2 separate regions of the Mus musculus genome follow, and region 2 is linked to region 1. The links are chromatin loops, found by intact Hi-C in ENCODE. Cell type or tissue: left cerebral cortex. All regions are shown on one strand. Each heading gives the region's core, and the rest is flanking DNA. Links, peaks and the distances in the headings are about the cores only.

Region 1 (7,772 bases), core at 1,070-6,069:
TATTTGCATCCAATAGATGACTGTGAGCATGCACTTCTGTATTTGTTATGTACTGGAATAGCCTCACAGGAGACAGCTATATCAGGGTCCTGTCAGCAAAATCTTGTTGGTGTCTGGGTTTGGTGGTTATTTAGCGGATGCATCCCCAAATGGGGCAGTCTCTGGATTGTCCTTCCTTCAGTCTCAGCACCAAATTAGAAAGATTGCATACTAGCAACTTAATAGTACTCCTGAAACCTTTAGATAAAAGATAGAAACACACCCAAGAAGAGTAGATGGCAGGAAATAACAAAGCTCATGGCTGAATTCAATGATTTAGAAACAAAGAAAGTGACTGAAAGAATCAACAAATCCAAGAGATGGTTCTTTGAAGAAATCACCAAGATAGACAAGCCCTTACTTGAACTAAGTAAAAGGCTGAAAGACAATATACAAATAAGAAGAGTCAGAAATGAAAAGGGAGATATAGCAACAGACATGGAGAAAATCCAAAGAATCATTTGGTCTTATTTTAAAAGCATGTAGTTCACAATATTGGAAAAAAAAATCTAAGTGAAATGGATAGTATTCCTGAAGACTCCAATTATCAGTTGAATGAGGATCAGGTAAATAAACGAAAAAGTCCTATAACCCCTAAAGAATTAAAAGCAATCATCAAAAGTTTCAAGAAAAATAAAAGCCCAGAGCCAGATAGCTTTAGGCAGAACTAAATTGTCCTTTAAAAAAGAACTAATAACAATACTCCTCACATTATCCCACAAAATTGAAACAGAAGCAACATTGTCAAATTCATCTGACAAGACCATAGTCACCCTGATATCTAAATCACACAAAGACCCAAAAAGAAATACAATTTCAGACCAATTTCTTGTATAAACACAGATGCAAAAATACTCAATAAAATACTCACAAAACAAGTCCAAGAACGCATCAAAGACATCATCCACCACGATCAAGTAGGCTTCGTCTTTTAGATGCAGATATGGCTCAATATATATAAATTCACCAATGTAATCGCCATATAAACAAACTGAAAGAAAAAATTCACAGTATCATCTCATAAGATGGTGAGAATGCCTTTGACAAAATCGAACACCCCTTTATGTTAAAAGTTTTAGAGAGTTCAGAAATACAAGGCACGTACCCCAAAGAATAAAAACAATAATAAAAACAATATGCAGAAAGCCAATAACCAAAAGCAAATTTAATGGGGAGAAAATCAAAGCAATAATTCTAAAATCAGGAAAAGCAAGGCTGCCCACTCTTTCCCTTTCTACTCAATACAGTACTTGAAGTCCTAACTAGAGCAATAAGAGAACAAAAGGAAATTAATGGGGATACAAATTGGAAAAGAAGTAGTCAAAGTATCACCATTCATAGATGACCGGAGAGTATAAATATTAGTGACCCTATAAATTATACATTAGAATTCCTACAGCTCATAGATAACTTACACAAAGTGGCTGGATAGAAAAGTATCTCAAAGAAATAAGTAGCTGTCCTTTATAAAACCAATAAACAGGCATATTTGTGCAGCCATGGTAGAAGAATATCATCTAGTGTTGAGTCTAGGAAAAACAGCCTTCTCTCAAGATGGTTTTCAGTGAAACAGACATCTTTATTGGGGGTGTCATGGTCTATACAACAATTGGAGTGAGGGTAGGATTTTTTGGGATGAGTGTACATCATAGGCAGTGGTCCAGTTGCTGGGACTGCTTCATTGCATGATTAGGAATTCCTGGTTCTAGCTGGATATGTTCTTATAAGGAGATAGGATATTTTACCCTGCATCCTGGCCACTAGGCTACATGACTATCTCATGGTGGCAGAGCCTGGGGATGGACTGGCTCTGTGTGTGGGTAGATGCAGTCCTAGAGCAAGGCAGGGTTAGTCCTACTCCTGCTGCTGTCAGGGTGAGATTTTTCAAGTTATGGACATGTTTTGACCTTACTGTTCCTCTGTAATGACTCCCCCAGTCACGTGGATTTCCAGTCCCACACTGAAGAGCAGAGAACAATGACCCCTAGGATCCCTAAATATCAAAAGTAAGGGAGAAATGGTGGGAAAGCTTAGAGCTAGAACTTTTATGACATGCCTCGACCAGAGACGAGATTCCACAAAGGAAATGTGAAATAAAATACTAATACAATTTAGAATATATAAGCTCACAAATGTGACCACCAGCATCAGGATGGTGTGGGCTGCTCTGGTCTCAGCATGGCCTCTGTTGTTTTGATTGACCTTATGTATGCGGTTCATTCTCTGGTGGTGTCTGTTTAGGTGAATCATCATGGAGACACTGGTCCAGGCCATGATGCCAAGGAATATGATGTCATGGGAAAACCGCAAGAAATGCATGTCTACATTGACCCCAGAGATGGAGCATATTGAATTGCCTTTAGAATCAGAGTCATTGTGTGTTTTCTGTGGACCACTGACATTCATTGGGATGTAAGCATTATGTAAGACACTGAACAACCAGCAACTGAAACAAGAATAGCTCACGACCTTGGGGGATATTTCTCTGAACATGACCCTAGCCCAGGTACCAGGAACAACAGTGACAAACTGGTAGGTGCTGAGGACACAGGTGGAACACATGATTGTGCCTTGAGCCACCATGTGAAAGAAGTATGCAAGTTTACATTTGAGGTCAGTTGGAGGCTTCCTTGGAACAAAATCAATCATGTCATGTGAATATGTCAAGAGAAGGAGCATGAATGCATTGGCCACAGCCAAGTTGATTAGAATGACCTGTATGGGCCTCAGTCTGGAGTCAGTCAAGACTGGAGAGAAATTATGGACAAACAGAAGGATGTTGCCCACAGTCCCAACCACAACCTGGCAAAGCAAAAGGATCTGAAGAGCCAACATTTCCATGGTTTTCAGGGTTTATTCTGAGACAACATGGACATGGCTTCATAGCACAGTGGTGTAAGGATCGGGTTAGACAGTGCTGTCTTCAAGAATCTTCTCAATTATCTAAGATTTTCAATTGATTTGGAGTTTTGTTTGTTTGTTTGCTTGTTCGTTTGAAAAGCTGGCACTGCTTTGACACACTACAGGAGATTTTTCTGGAAAACAATGAATGGACATTGATCCAGAATATGAACATCAGACTTATTTTTCTTTCCCTTCACTCATGATGTAAGAGTGTGTTTGTGTGTGTGTGTGTGTGTGTGCGTGTATGTGTATAATGCAACTCTACCTGAGTTGTTCAACAGTATGGCAGCCTTTTTAACACAGCATGGGCTCTGAATGTTTGTACATGAATGTTTGTAGACAGGAGTGCATTTTTGCTTCAGGAGAATTGATATCATCCCTCATGTTATAACAATGTGTTAAGAAATACAAATTTGTTGTTGGAGAGATGATTCTGAATCTGATGACCTCTACTCAGCTTCGTGGTGCTTTACTCATGTATTTCTAGTCATGCACACAAGCAAAACCGTAATAGGCATAAAATAAAATAAGTATATCTTTTACATATTTGATCAAGTGTTGTGGAGATTTCTCAGGAGTTAAGGGCGCTTCCAGATGACCTGTGTTCTATTTCTAAAATGGCTACTTATAACTGTGTGTGAATCCAATTCCAGGGGATTTGGACCTTCCCAGTCATACATGAAGGCAAAACACCACTGCACATAAAATAAAAATAAATAAAGAAATCTTTAAAAATGTAACACAAAATTAAAATCCATGTTTTAGAATCAAATACAATGAGGAACTGAGAAGGTGGCTCAGTGGTTAAGGACACTTACTGCTTTTCCAAAGGTCCTGAGTTCTATTCAAGGCAACCACATGGTGGCTCTGAACCATCTGTAATGGGATAAGTTGCTCTCTTCTGGTGTGTCTGAAGACATCTACAGTGTACTCAAATACATTAAATAAATGAACAAAAAACAAGAAAATAAAATCTTTTTTAAAGTTAATGAAATATGTCCCCAAATTATTACATATAATATATTTTTCACACTACTCATCATAATGATAAAAAAACGAAATATTATTTTTAAAATGTGCTAGTTTTCTCTTCACACAAAAGAACCTTGAATTACACTTGTATCATTTATTTGGAAAAAAATTCTGAGGGATCCTAGCATTCTGTTGATTCATAACAGTCTGTGTTTTACTTGATTTTTCTGAGGAATTGGGTGCTGGACACATAGCTGAGTCATCTCCTTTTTTGTGAACCATAAGAAACATTATCACCATCACCATTAAATGCTGTGTACACACAGATTAATTTAATACTTGTTTTATTTAGCTAAAGTTTCATCTGCAATTGACTTTATTTGTTCCTCTATATGATGAAAAAGCCTCCATGCAACAACTAAAAACCAGTTATCTAATGTATACATGTAACATTAAAGTACATTTTCAAATAAGTACTGAGCCATGAAATACACATGTCTTTAGACTAATGAAATCATTGACATAATTAGGTAAATTAGGGAGAGAAATACAAAACCATTCTAATGACTAATGTTCACTTTGGAAGACCCCGTGAATTGTAGGAGTGAGAAGAGAACTTGAAGCAGAATTTTAACTTGCAGATTTCTCACCTGCTTAGTACCAGCAAAGATGGGGTTGCTCACAGAGATGTAGGCCAGCTCCTGAACAGTTACTGAAGAAACATAGCTCTGAGTTCCTCTCCCTTTGAAGAACATCTTTGTGTATCCATTTCCTAAGACAGATTCAAAGAAGTGCCTACCTCTCCCATAAAATGCTGTGCAGATTGCTGAATGAAGCCAGATATCAGAGCTCATAAAGGGGCAGTGTCAGGTCCTGAAATCCTTCAGACAGTCCATTCCCTTGTCATCTGTGGTGTTATTGAATATGACTGTATGGGTATATTGGAAAACTTTTAATGAAAGGAAACATTTATTTCAAAGGCAAATCACCATTTTCACTTTCTGGTAATTAATGATGATGCCCAGGAGTTTGTTATATCATAATGAGTAGTAGAGCCAAAATTAGAGGAAGTTTTCCTTGTTTCCTTAGGGAGTATTTAAGTGTTAAAGTTGTGTTGGCATCAGGTGTAGAGAGGTGCTCTTCAGGGGAGATCAAGAGATATATTAGGTTTATTTCCAGGTGTGTGTGTGTGTTGCATAATATGCTTTCACCTTGCAAAATCTGGCTGACATCAAGACCTTCCAGACCATGCAGTCTGTAATCTTGCATTTTCCCATGTGTGGACAAGGGCATTTTATTGTGACCAATCAAACAACTGAAGCCTGTATTCCCTACCATGACTTCTTGGGTTATTCCAGGGTTGATTTGCTTTAAGATAGATCATGATTCATTTTCTGAGGCCTCCATGGAGATTTATAATTATACTAGACAGTACCAGTTTTTATAGAAATTTACATGGAAAGAACCAATTCTTTAAGTACACTCAAGAAAATGGATTGAGGAATCAGTTAATAATATAGGCAATCAACCATGGATGATATATTCACTATAGCCATGATATAGAAACAGTTTAAATATCCATCAGATAATGAATGGATAATGACCATGGGATACTATTCATCTGCTTATCAAAATATTATTATGAAGTTTGTAGATAAATGAATTTTTTATTAGATATTTTCTTTATTTACATTTCAAATGCTATCCCAAAAGTTCCCTGTACCCTCACGATGCCATGCTCCCCTACACATCCACTCACACTTCTGGCCATGGTGTTCCCCTGTACTGGGACATATAAAGATTGCAAGTCCAAGGGGCCTCTCTTCCCAAAGATAGCCGACTAGGCCATCTTATGCTACATATGCAGCTAGAGACACAAGCTCTGGGGGTACTGGTTAGTTGATATTGCTGTTCCACCTATTGGGTTGCAGAACCCCTCAACTCCTTGGTTACATTCTATAGCTCCTCCATTGGGAGTCCTGTGTTCCAACCAATAGATGACTGTGAAGCCTTGTAATCTTGATCTATTATTCCAGGGTGAACAATAAGTCCCTTTAAGGTAAGGAGGATCGACCCAAAATAAGGCCAACACTTCCCAAGGGTAAGGGGCCTTTATAGTCCGTGGGGACAGGTTGCACGCCCATCTGTGGCATTAGCATGAATTGGGTGGTGGAATGGAGGTTCACTCCTGCTGAGAGTTCTGTAGCTCTGCGGACCGTGGTGTCCATTTGTTGTGAGCTAGGGTCCCATATGTTTTGGGGCCCTGAGACCTGGGACCCAGATACCCGTTTTTTGGAGTGTCTTCACCTCCTTCTGCCTGGAGAGGTCTGGGCTGAATAAGCCTGCCTCTGATGTCTCTAACTGAGTGACACTCACTGGCCCAGTGATAACCTTTCCCACATTTAGTACGCAGTCCTGGTACTTTCTTTTTTGTGAGGGCCTGGCACTCCCATTTTAGATGTCCTGGTTTGCCACAGTTATAGCAGACCTTGCGATCACCTGTACCTGAATGCCTTTGGCCCTGCAGGATGGCAGCCGTGAGGCCGGCATTAGTAAGCGGGCCTCCAAATTCTCGGCAAACTCTCAGCCAATCGTGTAACCCTTTGCTTTTCCTAGGTGTAATAGCTGCTCTGCATTCCTGTGTGGCTTGCTCATAGACCAACTGTTCCACTAAAGGCATTGTCTGTTCAGGATCTCCAAAGACCCTGCCTGCTGCCACTGTCATCGTAGCCACAAAGTCTGAGAATGACTCTTGGGGGCCTTGTATGATTTTTGTTAAGTGACCCCCAGACTCTCCCTTTCTGGAAAGTGCCTTCCATGCCTTAATGGCAGCAGTGGAGATTTGAGGGTATGCTCCACAGTTGTAATTTGTTTGATCATTGGCATACTGCCCTTGTCCTGTTAGCAGATCAAGTGTCCAATTTCTTTGATCGCCTTCAGCAGTGGCATTGACTTTGGCCTGCGCCTGAGAGGCATCATACCACAAGGCTTTCCACTCCATATATTGCCCCATATTAGGGAGTGCAGCCTTCACTGTTGTCTGCCAGTCTCCTGGAGTCATGGCCAGAGTGGCAAGCCTCTCGACTTGAGAAATAGTAAAACTGGCACTAACTCCATAATTACGGACTGACTCCGCAAGTTCCTTAATTTGAATGTATTCTACCAGTGCATGAACACGGCCTCCATCGGCAGCCTCAAACACCGGAAATGCCTGTCGTATCTTTTTCTGTTCATCTCTAGTGAGGAAGGAGTCTGAGTAAAATCTTTCCACATAAGGTGCAGGGGCGCTGGGGACTATAGGCCGGGAAACTGCATGGTTTCCACCTCCCACTTTCTTTTGTTTTTTACCCAAGCTGTTAGCTCGTCGTTCATCTGAGTGGTATCTTTCTTCTTCATAGCGAGCTGCCTCATTTTCTAACTCCTCTTCCTCAGAGGGGCTAAGCTCGTCTGTTTCTGAACTATCAAGCCCCAAAGCCTTTAACTCCTTTAATGGATAAAGGTGTTTCTTTTTCATGGCTTTCTCCTTCTCTTCCTTTTTCTCTCCCAGGACGTCCTTTCCCCTATCTCTCGCTTCCTTGAATCCAAGGTCCTTGGAAGGGCCTCTTTTCTTAGGTGCATCTTTCCTTCTTAGAGCTCCTAATCTTTCACCTCGCTCTGTTTCTGACATGCTGTCCTGTAACTCCTCTAATGCCCCCTGTCCTGCTATTACTGTCAGACGGCATTTCTCATCCTCTAGGCATGATTTCACCAGTTTCCATAATGCCATGGTCCCCACTTTCAATTTCCCATTCTGTTGTTCCCTAACTAAGTTTCCCCTTAATTTCTCCCAGGAGGCGAAGGTTAATGACCCTGAACAT
Region 2 (7,772 bases), core at 1,303-6,302, 240 kb before region 1:
AATGGCAGAGAAGCACCTGAAAAAATGTTCAACATCCTTAATCATCAGGGAAATGCAAATCAAAACAACCCTGAGATTCCACCTCACACCAGTGAGAATGGCTAAGATCAAAAATTCAGGTGACAGCAGATGCTGGCGAGGATGTGGAGAAAGAGGAACACTCCTCCATTGTTGGTGGGATTGCAGGCTTGTACAACCACTCTGGAAATCAGTCTGGCGGTTCCTCAGAAAATTGGACATAGTACTACCGGAGGATCCAGCAATACCTCTCCTGGGCATATATCCAGAAGAAGCCCCAACTGGTAAGAAGGACACATGCTCCACTATGTTCATAGCAGCCTTATTTATAATAGCCAGAAACTGGAAAGAACCCAGATGCCCCTCAACAGAGGAATGGATACAGAAAATGTGGTACATCTACACAATGGAGTACTACTCAGCTATTAAAAAGAATGAATTTATGAAATTCCTAGCCAAATGGATGGACCTGGAGAGCATCATCCTGAGTGAGGTAACACAATCACAAAGGAACTCTCACAATATGTACTCACTGATAAGTGGATACTAGCCCAAAACCTAGGATACCCACGATATAAGATACAATTTCCTAAACACATGAAACTCAAGAAAAATGAAGACTGAAGTGTGGACACTATGCCCCTCCTTAGAAGTGGGAACAAAACACCCATGGAAGGAGTTACAGAAACAAAGTATGGAGCTGAGATGAAAGGATGGACCATGTAGAGACTGCCATATCCAGGGATCCACCCCATAATCAGCTTCCAAATGCTGACACCATTGCATACACTAGCAAGATTTTACTGAAAGGACCCAGATGTAGCTGTCTCTTGTGAGACTATGCCGGGGCCTAGCAAACACAGAAGTGGATGCTCACAGTCAGCTAATGGATGGATCACAGGGCTCCCAATGGAGGAGCTAGAGAAAGTACCCAAGGAGCTAAAGGGATCTTCAACCCTATAGGTGGAACAACATTATGAACTAACCAGTACCCCGGAGCTCTTGACTCTAGCTGCATATGTATCAAAAGATGGCCTAGTCGGCCATCACTGGAAAGAGAGGCCCATTGGACACGCAGACTTTGTGTGCCCCGGTACAGGGGAACGCCAGGGCCAAAGGGGGGGAGTGGGTGGGTAGGGGAGTGGGGGTGGGTGGGTAAGGGGGACTTTTGGTATAGCATTGGAAATGTAAATGAGCTAAATACCTAATAAAAAATGGAAAAAAAAAAAAGAAAATGCTGTCTTTTTTCCACTAGATGGTTTTAGCTCCCTTGTCATAGATCATGTGACCATAGGTGTGTGGGTTCATTTCTGTGTCTTCAATTTGAGGATGTGGTCAAAGAGGATCATCCCTCCATTGGTTGTGGGATTGCAAGCAGGTACAACTACTCTGGAAATCAATCTGGCAATTCCTCAGAAAATTGGGCATAGTACTACTGTAAGATCCAGCAATTTTTCTCCTGGGCATATACCCAGAAGATGTACCAACTTGTAATAAGGATACATGCTCCACTATGTTCATAGCAGCCTTATTTATAATAGCCAGAAGCTGGAAAGAACCCAGATGCCCCTAAAAAAAAATGGATTCAGAAATTGTGCTACTTTTACACAATGGAGTACTACTCAGAGATTAAAAACAATGAATTTATGAAATTCTTAGGCAAATGGATATATCTGTAGGATATAATCCTGAGTGAGATAACCCAATCACAAAAGAGCTCATATGATATGCACTCACTTATAAGCAGTTATTAGCCCAGAAACTTAGACCATCCAAGATACAATTTGCAAAACACATGAAACTCAAGAAGAAGGAAGACCAGAGTGTGGATACTTCGCTTCTTCTTAGAATGGGGAACAAGATACCCATGGAAGGAGTTAGAGAGACAAAGTTCAGAGCTGAGATGGAAGGAAGGACCATCCAGAGAATGCACCACGTGTGGTACCATCATATATACAACCACCCAAACCAGACACTATTGCATATGCCAGAAAGATTTTGCTTACAGGACCATGATAAAGCTCTCTTTGTGAGGCTATGTCAGTGTCTGGCAAATACAGAAGTGTATGCTCCCAGTTATTTATTGGATGGAACACAGGGCCCCTAATGAAGGAGCTAGAGAAAGTACCCATGGAGCTATAGGGGTCTGCAACCCTATAGGAGGAACAACAATATGAACCAACCAGTACTCCCCAGAGATATGTCTCTAGTTGCATAGGTAGCAGATGATGGACTAGTTGGCCATCAATTGATGGAGAGGCCCTTGGTCTTGCAAAGCTCTTATATCCCAGTACAGGGGAATACCAGAACCAGAAATCAGGAGTGGGTTTGTTGTGGAGCAGGGTGGGGAGAGGGTATAGGCACTTTGGGGATAGCATTTGAAGTCTAAATGAAGAAAATATCTAATAAAATAATAATAATAAAATATTAGCGTATCTTATGGATATCCAATTGCTTTTTTTTTTTTTTTTTGTAATCACTAGTCTCAAGGAGAACCCAGTCTTAAATTCCACTAATCCAGTCCACAGATATATTGGTGCATTGAGCAGGATTTTGAATGTTTTTTGATCTAGGACAGTGAGATCTATCTATGAGAGATGTGGGAATGAAGACAGGGATGAAAGGTCTATAATGCCACATTTAATAAACAGACATCCTACAGGACTCAGTACTGATTCTAAGGTGAGTGATGGTAAAGCAGGAAGGGTATCCACTCTTACTCTCCCTCTAACCACTTCTCCATCTGTCCCTCTCTGTCTCTCTGTCTCTCTGTCTCTGTCTCTCTGTCTCTCTCCACATTGTGTTTGTAAGATAGAGATAGAAAATATAGTTTCTAAAATTCTGCATTAATATGTTTTCATGAAGCCTTCTAAAATGGCAATTAGTATTAAATCTCCCCATATTTTCTCCTCCATCCCCTCAATATAATTCATCACTTTCCATTATCTCTTTTAATCCTTAAATGACTGTGTTTATCGGAAGACCCTTAATCCTATGTCTCTTACTTTTATACAAGTATCCTACATTAAACACATATAACTCAATATTCAAAGCTAATGTCTACAAACTAAGGAAAATATGCAATGTTTGTCTTAATTTGTGGGTTATCATATGAAGTATGTTTTCTTCTCAAATATTCATTTATTGGTGTCCCAGGTCCCTCTGAGACCAGTCTGAGCAGGTGAACGCGTGGACTGAGGAGGGTGAGGGAGCAGACTGCAGAAGGGACGAAGCTTCTGGGACAGGCAGAAGCCACACAACTTCTAGGACAGAACCCGTTTGTGACTCCAGACATCCGGGCACCTTCCCCGACAAAGTAGAGGTGGCTAGAGCAGGTGAGGGAGCCATCTTCTGTCCTGGGTCCCTCAGAAATCAGTCTGCACAGGTGAATGTGCGGACTGCAGAGGGTAAGAGAGAGGATTGCAGAAGTGACACAGCTTCTGGGACAGATCCCATTTTGGGCTCTAGACATCTGGGCACCTTCCCCACCAGAGGAGAGGTCGCCTCCTGGAGGGCTCCGGCCACCAGAGCAGGTGAGGGAGCCATCTAGTGTCCCAGGTCCCTCTGAGACCAGTCTGAGCAGGTGAGCACACAAACTGCAGAGGCAACACATCTTCTGGGACAGGCCCTGTTTCAGGCCTTCATCTTCAGCCAGGAGGCAGGTCTGAATGCCAGACCTCTGTGCACCTTCCCTGCAAGAGGAGAGCTTGCCTGCAGAGAGTACTGACCACTGAGACTCAGAAGAAAGCTGAACTCCTAGGACTGCTGACAGAGGCTAACAGAATCACAGGATGAACAAGCTCCAGGCAGAGACAAGTATAACAACTAATGCCAGAGATTACCAGATGGCAAAAGGCAAACATAAGTATCTTACTAACAGAAACCAAGACCTCTCACCATCATCAGAACCCAGCACTCCCACCTCAGCCAGTCCTGGATACACTGACACACCCGAAAAGCAAGATTCGGATTTAAAATAATATCTCATGATGCTGGTAGAGGACTTTAATGAAAGTCATTAATAACTCACTTAAAGAAATATAGGAGAACACTGCTAAACATGTAGAAGTCCTTAAAGAGGAAACACAAAAATCCCTTAAAGAATTACAGGAAAACACAAACAAACAGGTGATGGAATTGAACAAAAACATTCAAGTCCTAAAAAGGAAACTAGAAACAATAAAGAAAACCCAAAGTGAGACACCTCTGGAGATAGAAACCCTAGGAAAGAAAAAAGGAGCTATAGATGCAAGCATCAGCAACAGAATAAAAGACATGGTAGAGAGAATCTCAGGTGCAGAAGATTCCATAGAGAACATGGGCACAACAATCAAAGAAAATGCAAAATGCACAAAGATCCTAACTCAAAACATCAGGAAATCCAGGACACAATGAGAAGACCCAACCTACGGATAATAGGAGTAGATGAGAATGAAGATTTTCAACTTAAAGGGCCAGCAAATATTTTCAACAAAATTATAGAAGAAAACTTCCCAAACCTAAAGAAAGAGATGCTCATGAACATACAAGAAGCCTACAGAACTCCAAATAGACTTGACCAGAAAAGAAATTCCTCCTGACACATAATAATCAGAACAACAAATGCACTAAATAAAGACAGAATATTAAAAGCAATAAGGGAAAAAGGTTAAGTAAAATATAAAGGTAGGCTTATTCAAATTACACCAGACTTCTCACCAGAGACTATGAAAGCCAGATGATCCTGGTCAGATGGTATACAGACACTAAGAGAACACAAATGCCAGCCCAGGCTACTATATCCAGCAAAACTCTCAATTAACATAGATGTTGAAACTGAAGTATTCCATGAAAAAACCAAATTCACACAATATCTTCCCATGAATCCAGCCCTTCAAAGGATAATAAAGGGAAAACTCCAACACAAGGACGGAAACTACACCCAAGAAAAAGCAAGGAAGTAATCCTTCAATAAACCTAAAAGTAGACCACCGCAAGAACAGAATCCCAACTCTAACATCAAAATAACAGGAAGAATAATTACTTTTCTTTAATATCTCTTAACATCAATAGACTCAATTCCTCAATGAAAGTATAGAGTAATAGACTGGCTACACAAACGAGACTCAACATTTTGCTGCTTACAGGAAACCCACCTCAGGGAAAAAGACAGACACTACCTCAGAGTGAAAGGCTAGAAAACAATTTTCCAAGCAATTGGTCTGAAGAAACAAGCTGGCATAGCCATTCTAATATTGAATAAAACTGACTTCCAACCCAAAGTTATAAAAATAAGACAAGGATGGCCACTTCATACTCATCAAAAGTAAAATATTCCAAGATGAACTCTCAGTTCTGAATATCTATGCTCCAAATGCAAGGGCATCCACATTCATTAAAGAAAGTTTAGTAAAGCTTAAGGCACACATTGCACCTTGCACAATAATAGTGGGAGACTTCAACACCCCACTCTCACCAATGGACAGATCCTGGAAACAGAAACTAAACAGAGACACATGGACACTAACAGGAGTTATGAAACAAATGGATTTAATGAATACCTACTGAATATTTATCCCAAAACAAAAAGATATACCTTCTTCTCATCACCTCATGATACCTCCTCCAAAATTGACCATATAATCAGTCACCAAACAGGCCTCAACACATACAAAAATATTGAAATTATCCCATGCATCCTATTAGATCACCACGGATCTTCAATAATAGCATTAATAATAGAAAGCCAACATTCATGTGGAAACTGAAAAACACTCCACTCAGTGATTCCTTGGTCAAGGATGAAATAAAGAAAGAAATTAAAGACTTTTTAGAGTTTAATGAAAATGAAGCCACAACATACCCAAACATATGGGACACAATGAAGGCAGTCCTAAGAGGAAAACTCATAGCCCTGAGTGCCTCCAAATAGAAACTGGAGAGAGCATACACTAGCAGCATGACAGCACACCTGAAAGCTCTAGAACAAATGGAGGCAAATTCAACAAAGAGGAGTAGAGGGCAGGAAATAATCAAACTCAGAGCTGAAATCAACCAAGTGGAAACAAAAAGAACTATTCAAATAATCAACCAAACCAGGAGCTGGTTCTTTGAAAAAAATCAACAAGATAGGTCAACCCTTAGCCAGACTAACTAGAGGGCACAGGGACAGTATCCTAATTAACAAAATCAGAAATGAAAGGGGAGACATAACAACAGAACCTAAGGAAAACCAAAACATCATCAGATCCTACTATAAAAGGTTATACTCAACAAAATAGGAAAAAGTGGATGAAATGGACAACTTCCTAGACAGATACCAGGTACCAAAGTAAAATCCGGATCAGATTAACTATCTAAACAGTTCCTTTTGCCCTAAAGAAATAGAAGCAGTCATCAATAGTCTCCCAACCAAAAAAAGCCCAGGACCAGATGGGTTTAGTGAAGAGTTCTATTATACCTTCAAAGAAGACCTAATTCCAGCTCTCCTCAAACTATTCCACAAAATAGAAACAGAAAGTAATCTACCCAATTCATTCTATGAAGCCACAATTAGTCTGAGACCTAAACTACACAAAGATCCATCAAAGAAAGAGAACTTCAGGCCAATTTCCCTTACGAATATCAATGTAAAAATACTAAATAAAATGCTCGCAAAGTGAATCCAAGAACACATCAAAATGATCATCCATCATGATGAAGTAGGCTTCATCCCAGGGATGCAGGGATGGTTTAATATATGGAAATCCATCAACGTAATCCAGTATATAAACAAACTCAAAGACAAAAACCACATGATCAGTTTGTTAGATGCTGAGAAATCATTTGACAAAATCCAACACGTCTTCATGTTAATGGTCATGGAAAGATCAGAAATTCAAGGCCCATTATTTAAACATAATAAAAGCAAAGTACAGCAAACCAGTAGCCAACATCAAACTAAATGGAGAGAAACTTGGAGCAATCCCACTAAAATCAGGGTCTAGACAAGGCTGCCCACTTTCTCCCTACCTATCAATATAGTACTTGAAGTCCTAGCCAGAGCAATTTGACAACAAAAGGACTCAAGGGGATACAGATTGGAAAGGAAGAAGTCAAAATATCACTATTTGCAGATGAAATGATAGTATATATAAGTGACCCTAAAAATTCCACCAGAGAACTCTTAAACCTGATAAACACCTTCAGTGAAGTAGCTGGTTATAAAATTAACTCATTCAAATCAACGGCTTTTCTCTACACAAAGGATAAATGGGCTGAGAAAGAAATTAGAGAAACAACACCCTTTACAACAGTCACAAATAATATAAAATACCTTGGTGTGACTCTAACTAAGGAAGGGAAAGATCTGTATGAAAAGAACTTCAAGTCTCTGAAGAAAGATATTGAAGAAGATCTCAGAAGATGGAAAGATCTCCCATGCTCATGGAGTAGCAGGATCAATATAGTAAAAATGGCTGTCTTGCCAAAAGCAATCTACAGATTCAATGCAGTCTCCATCAAAATTCCAACTCAATTCTTCACTGAGTTATAATGGGCAATTTAAAAATTCATCTGGAATAACAAAAATCCTAGCATAGCAAAAACTATTCTCAAGGATAAAAGAACCTCTGGTGGAATCACCATGCTTGACCTCAAGGTGTACTACAGAGCAATTGTGATAAAACTGCATGGTAGTGGTACAGCTACAGACAGGTAGATCAATGGAATAGAATTGAAGACCCAGAAATGAATCTACACCCCTATGGTAACTTGATCTTTGACAAGGGAGCTAA

The links. A loop is a pair of places that touch in the nucleus more often than their neighbours do. Peaks named below come from ENCODE experiments on the same cell type or tissue, not always from the same donor. Only the 100,000 strongest peaks of a DNase experiment are listed, where the experiment ranks them.
Region 2: it touches region 1 in a loop (5-fold over the local background); 9 of 42 quality-filtered maps call a loop at or near these places.

Annotation. Positions count from the first base shown.
Region 1 is chr7:5,451,880-5,459,651 of GRCm38, forward strand. It overlaps Vmn1r59 (vomeronasal 1 receptor 59), which reads right to left and starts at 2,880. Exons shown (of 1, transcript NM_207543.1): 1 at 1,948-2,880. The coding sequence starts at 2,880. The coding sequence ends at 1,948. In left cerebral cortex, for the core only: no CTCF peak of the experiment used is centred there; no DNase peak of the experiment used is centred there.
Region 2 is chr7:5,208,229-5,216,000 of GRCm38, forward strand. No RefSeq gene overlaps it. Among named protein-coding and RNA genes, the nearest start is that of Vmn1r57, 8.4 kb to the right of the region's middle. In left cerebral cortex, for the core only: no CTCF peak of the experiment used is centred there; a DNase peak (open chromatin) is centred at 3,702.